2 separate regions of the Mus musculus genome follow, and region 2 is linked to region 1. Evidence: chromatin contacts called from ENCODE Hi-C or POLR2A ChIA-PET data. All regions are on one chromosome and are shown on one strand. Each heading gives the region's core, a stretch centred on a gene start or an enhancer-like site at or near the end of the contact. The rest is flanking DNA. Distances are from core to core; before and after follow the strand shown.

Region 1 (2,936 bases), core at 251-2,750:
CACTCTAAAGCCCTTCAAAGCAGGCATTTGGCTGTGTACTTAAGAGCTGTTCTTCCAGAGGTGTGATTCCCAACATCACATTGGTTCACAACTGTTCCAGAAAATCTGATCGGTGGCACTAGGCATGCACACAGTTCATACACACAAGCAAAGCACGCATACACGTGAAATAAAAATAACACACAATAAAAACAACAAAACAAAACAAAAAAGACCCGACACTTGAGAGGCAGAGACCAGAAGGAGTTCCAGGCCAGCCTGGTCTACAGGGTCAACCACAGCTACATAAAAACCCTGTCTCAAAACAAACAAAAACCATACCGGATAACTGCTGTTAGCAGGGAGGGCAAAATGCAGGGGCGGTGTGGGTGGATGTAATTAAGCCATAGATTATTCATAGGGCTCAATTCCCATCAGGCCCAACCCCCACACATGTCTACAGAGGAAATCCCAGATGTCTTTCCTGACACCAGGTGAACAAAACACAAGTCATGAGGCTGTTCTTGTAAATCTCTGGCAAATCCCTTGTTCCCTTGAAATTATTAAACTTCATCTTAAAAATTGTATTTATTTTTATGTGTATGAGTGTTTGCGTACACATATGTCTATACACTGCTTACCTGGTGCTCAAGAAGGCCAGAAGAGAGCATTAGATCTCGTGTCGGGGCTGGGAATCAAACCTGAGCCTGTTCTCTTAACCGCTAACCCATTTCTCCAGCTCTTAATGCTCTAACTCTTAAACTCCCTTGATGGGAATCACAACTTGAAAGGAGAATTAAATAAGCTGCTTTGGACTTTACTTTTGTAAACAAAATTTTAGCTTTGAGGTTGCTTTGTAGTTAAATCTAAACCTCTGGCCAGTACCTCCTAAGAAGATGCGTCAAAAGTGAGTGTGCCAACTTTTGTGAGATGTGTTTATCCAAAGCACGCTGGGCAAGCACCCTACCAATGGACCTAAAAATGCGCAGGCCCCGTGAATTACTTTTAATAGTGCAGCACACAGAGCCCAAAGCCAGTTAACGGTGTTAAAGTCACTAGCTGTCCATGAATAAAAAGTGCTATGCATGCAAAGGTTGTAGGGTCCATTAACGTTAGGGTTCAGGCAGAGGATGTGCTGAGCCACGTGAACAGGCCTGCGGTCTCCTTCTCCAAGCACGGGCACAGAGCCCAGCAGAACGCAGGACCCGGAGGACGCAGCCCCAGGCTCGGGGTTCAGCGCTCTGCGTTCCACAGGCTCTGGGCTCTCGGGGATGTCCCCCGGGCGCGGCCACTCACCTCAGCAGCTCCAGGCAGTAGAGGTGGGAACCGGGGATGCCTGGCCCGCTGGCCGCCGCCACGCTGCGCCGGACCGCCGAGGGCCCCGGCAGGCGCCGCACACGTTCCCACGCATCCCGAGGCGGCTGGCGATGGAACAGGTTAGCCAAACCGAATGGCCTTGGGCCGCGGACAGAACCCAGCATGGAGGTCGCCATGACACCCGCTTCGGGTGCCCTCCGACCCTGAGGCCACGCCCCCCGGAAAGTGGCCACGCCCCCGGCAGATCTCTGCAACTCCGCAAAGGAAGGACGCCACTCAGACCAGAGCCAGGTGTCGCTATAATCCTGCACATTGGTGACTTGGTTGTCCTCTCCAGCGTCCACTCCCACAGAACCCCAGAACGCCAAAAGGGATGGGTGCCTGCTTTTTAAAGAAGCGACTGACGTTACATCCTGTCACCCCAGAGACCCCCATCCTCTCTTGATCCTCTTCAAGGGCGCTATTGACACTTGTAACCGCACTGCTGGAAGCTTGTTGTACCTGAATGCCCACTATTCACCCACACACATTCCCAGAGACCTCCCAGCATAGCCCTGAACAGGTACACTGATTAGCCACTCTACCTCCAAGAGAAAAACACAAAGATGCTTGAGAGATGCACCAGGTTATGCCTCCATTATCAACCACTAAGGATAAAGGGGAAGGAGAGGAAGGGGGAGAGAGACAGAGACAAAATTTAATTTCTTTCCTTTTGCTTTCTTTTCCTTTTCCTTTTCTTTTTGTTTGTTTTTTGTTTCTTTTGTTTTTCGAGACAGGGTTCCTCTGTGTAGCCCTGGCTGACCTGGAACTCACTTTGTAGACCAGGCTGGCCTCGAACTCAAAATCCGCATGCCTCTGCCTCCTGAGTGCTGGGATTAAAGGCGAGCGCCACCACGCCCGGCTCCTTTTTCTTTTTTAACAGTAACAATATATCATTTGCTGTTAGTTGTCTCTCACAACACTCTAAAAGCCCAAGAGCATGGAGTCATTTGTTTCCTGCTTTAACCCATTGACAGTCCCTCGATGTTGTAAAATCTGACTTGCCTCTGTCATCTGTAACGCCAGCACTAAGAAGGCTGAGACAGGAAGTGTTGAGTGTTCAAAGTCAGCCTACACTACACAGTGAGGTTGAAGCAAGACAAAAAGAGGAAGTTGTGAACCTGAGATAGAAAAGTAGCCTCTCAGCCAGGAATCAGGCCAAAGCCTTTTGCCTGTGGAGAATTTAGAATTCCAGTATAAGGCTAGAGAGATGGGTCAGTCAGTAAAATGGTAAGATAGTACCAGATGAGGTGAAGGAGCTCAGAAGACAAAAAGGAGGCTCAGAGGGGCAGGAGACAAAAGAGGGTAATGGGAGGCAAATGTTGAAATACATTATGTACATGCCATAATGTGCTAATTTAAATACTTAAATACAACAGTTTAAAATACAATAAAATGATACTATACTACAAATGATATGTTGTTACCAACTATTATTAATTGAATAGTCTATAGGTATAGTGGCATGCACATATAATGCCAGCATTTGAGAGTTAGGGGGAAAAAGATAAAGAATTCAAAGGATAGATGGGGAGATGGATCAGTGGTTAAGAACAATTGTTTGTACTCTAATGAAGGAGAGAAAGAGAGGGTGTAGACTT
Region 2 (2,700 bases), core at 144-2,643, 69 kb before region 1:
TATAAAGAGCTTTCCAAATAAGCAACTTAATACCATTCACCTCCCAATGCTCTCATGACCCATAGTGATTAAAAATAGCCTGGGTTAATTCTGATTTAACCTGGGTCCTCCCACCCCTTAAGCTATAAAGGTACAAAGATAGGGGCTCAAAACTCATGCACCTTTAAGGAACGAAAAGGAAAAAGAATAAAAAAAAAACTGAATCGTCAAAATCACCCTAATCTGTTTGTTGTGGTCCTGGGGTTGTTTGTTTCAGACTCAAGCTGTAGCCAAGGCTGGCCTTGAACTCGCGGCAATGCTTCTGCCCTAGCCCGCGGGAGTGCTCAGAAAACCGGCATGAGCCAACACACTGGGTTATTTCACTTAGTCTTAAGACAACACATGCCTTAACGTTTCAACTGAACGTTCAACTCTAAATGGTTCTTTAACGAGTCTCTTAGGCAACATATTAAAACATAACAAAGAAGGCATTTACCAGTTTAATGTACTTGGGAGTCTGAATTACTGCTTAGGTGTATGTAACCTGAATACTAGTCATTTCCACTGCACACTCACACAACTTACTGCTTTAATATTCGAGGACTATACAAGGCTACTCGAGCAACTTGGGGAACCAGCTCTTGGCCTTTAATAACATTAAAAAAAAAAAAAAACTAGGCAAAAGATCATAAAACTTAAAAAAAAAAAACCCTTCAAGTAGCGTGTAAGCTACCGCTCCTATCTGAGCCAATTGTACGGTGCCATTTTCATATAAAGTCATAAAATAAACTGCTGGAGTCAGAGCGTGCCCCTGACGCCCAGACCCTGCAAAGTTTTCAGACCGCACGATCTGGGGACCCGAGTCCTGCTGCCCCACAACTTCGGGGGCGACGCGAGGTCCAGTCCCCAGCCGCCGTCTATGGTCCCGGCCCTGGCCCTCCGGGCGGCGTCCCGCGGACGGGCGCGGCGGGACCCAGGCGGTTCCAGCCCGAGCGCCGGCCCGGAGGGGAGCCGCCCGAGCGCCCCGTTTCCCACAGACCCCAACATGGCGTCGGCCGCCGCCGCCCGCGCCAACCCCTCCCCGCGCCACGGCTGGCCCGGGCCCGCGGGGATAGGCGCCCGCAAAGTTTCGCTTCTCCCTCCCCAGCCCGCCGCCGCCCGGTGCGTCCCGACCCCCATGGCACCTACCCGACCCCGCGCGGGCGGCGGCGCCGAGGGTGCGAGTCCTCCTAGTCGCCGACTCCGGGCGCGGACTCCGCCTGCTCCCCGACCCCAGCCTCGCAGGGTTGCGTGGGGCCCCGCGAGGCCGGCGCGATCCGGACGCGGCGGGCGCAGCCGCTCGCAGGTGACTTCACCGCCCCTCCAGTCGAACCCGACAACGGCCGCTCCGGCTGGCTTCCCTCCTGCGCGCGCACCGGCGCGCCCCCGCCCAAGCGCCAAACACGGGCACGAGCACACCCGCCCTGCCCTTTCTTCCCGGCTCCCTCGCCCCGCCCATCGCCTTGCCCCGCCCCTCCATCCCCACGCGACCGCACGGGGGGCGGGCTCTTCAGCGGAGGCCACACCCACTCGGGGGCCTCCCCCGGCGGGGTTGGGGAACGCGCGCCTCTGCAGAGGTGACGCGCGTCTGAGCCAGCTGAGGCTGGACTGGGTCGCCTGACCTGACTTTCCTGACTCGGGCTAGCCTTCGGAAAGGGCTCTTAAGCAGTCCGCGAAGTTCTCTGGAAGAATGGGCGGAAGCTGCCTCCACGCCTCCCGCCCTAAGGAACAGGAAAGGCTTTGCTTCTCGCCACCCAACCGCGTCTGCCAACCCCGCCCGGCTCGGCCATTCAGCCGAACACCTGCTGTCGCTTTCTCCCAAGCCAGGGGTCTGCGCTTACCGCACCCATGACCCGCAGGCTCCTGTGTAACCTTATGCCGAAGAACTCCGCTCTTTTCAAAACTTCCCCTCGGCCAACTGCTTCGCGTACCTAGAACTCGGTGCTACCATGACGCTGGGTTAGAAGAGCGTTTACTAGGCGCTGCGGAGAGATAGCAGAGGCATCTAGGCTGGCTGGCTGGGAAAAGCACACCGTTTAAACAGGAAAGGGGTAGAAATTGGGTTATTATTAAAGTTTTATTCAGGAATTTTCTTTTTAGCCTCCTGTTGAGCAGTTCTCAACCTGCGGATCACAGGAGTCGCCTAAGACCATCGGAGAACATATTTTGCATTATGATTCATAACAGCAAAATTACAGTTATGAAGTAGTAACAAATAATTATATGGTGGAGACCACCGCAATAGGAGGAGCTATATTAAAGCATTAAGAAGATTGAGAGCTGCCGGGCGGTGTTGGACACGCCTTTAATCCCAGCACTTGGGAGGCAGAGGCAGGCGGAATCCTGAGTTCAAGGCCAGCCTGGTCTACAGAGAAACTCTGTCTCGAAAAACAAGAAGAAGAAGAGGAAGAGGAAGAAGAATGTCTGTGAAACAAATACAGTTGTTTTAAATTAGTATCCAGAACAAAACTGGCAAAGGAGATCAGTTGTCGTAATAGGGATAGTTACAGGATTTCAATCGTATACACACACAATCTTTATGTGTGCTAGACTAAGCACACTCTAAAATCTTTTTAAATTTTAAGATTAGGAACTGCTGTGTTTCTAGTGTCATCAATAAAAATGTTGCTCTTCGAATGCCTTTAATCCCAGCACTCGGGAGGCAGAGGCAGGCAGATTTCT

Evidence for each region. Hi-C counts contacts between places; a loop is a spot of excess contacts on that map. ChIA-PET counts read pairs that join two places held with the same protein, here RNA polymerase II (POLR2A).
Region 2: POLR2A ChIA-PET joins it to region 1 with 10 read pairs in embryonic stem cell. The contact joins the promoter of Plekhf2 here to the promoter of Ndufaf6 in region 1. A Hi-C loop is called at or near these places in 3 of 37 maps with a recorded cell type or tissue (heart, regulatory T cell and v-Abl transformed pro-B cells). POLR2A ChIA-PET finds 5 or more read pairs at or near these places in 3 of 5 experiments (all embryonic stem cell).

Annotation. Positions count from the first base shown.
Region 1 is chr4:11,074,705-11,077,640 of GRCm38, forward strand. It overlaps Ndufaf6 (NADH:ubiquinone oxidoreductase complex assembly factor 6), which reads right to left and starts at 1,501. Exons shown (of 9, transcript NM_001085493.2): 1 at 1,276-1,501. The coding sequence starts at 1,472.
Region 2 is chr4:11,006,226-11,008,925 of GRCm38, forward strand. Plekhf2 (pleckstrin homology domain containing, family F (with FYVE domain) member 2) reads right to left here and starts at 1,394. Exons shown (of 2, transcript NM_175175.4): 1 at 1,168-1,394.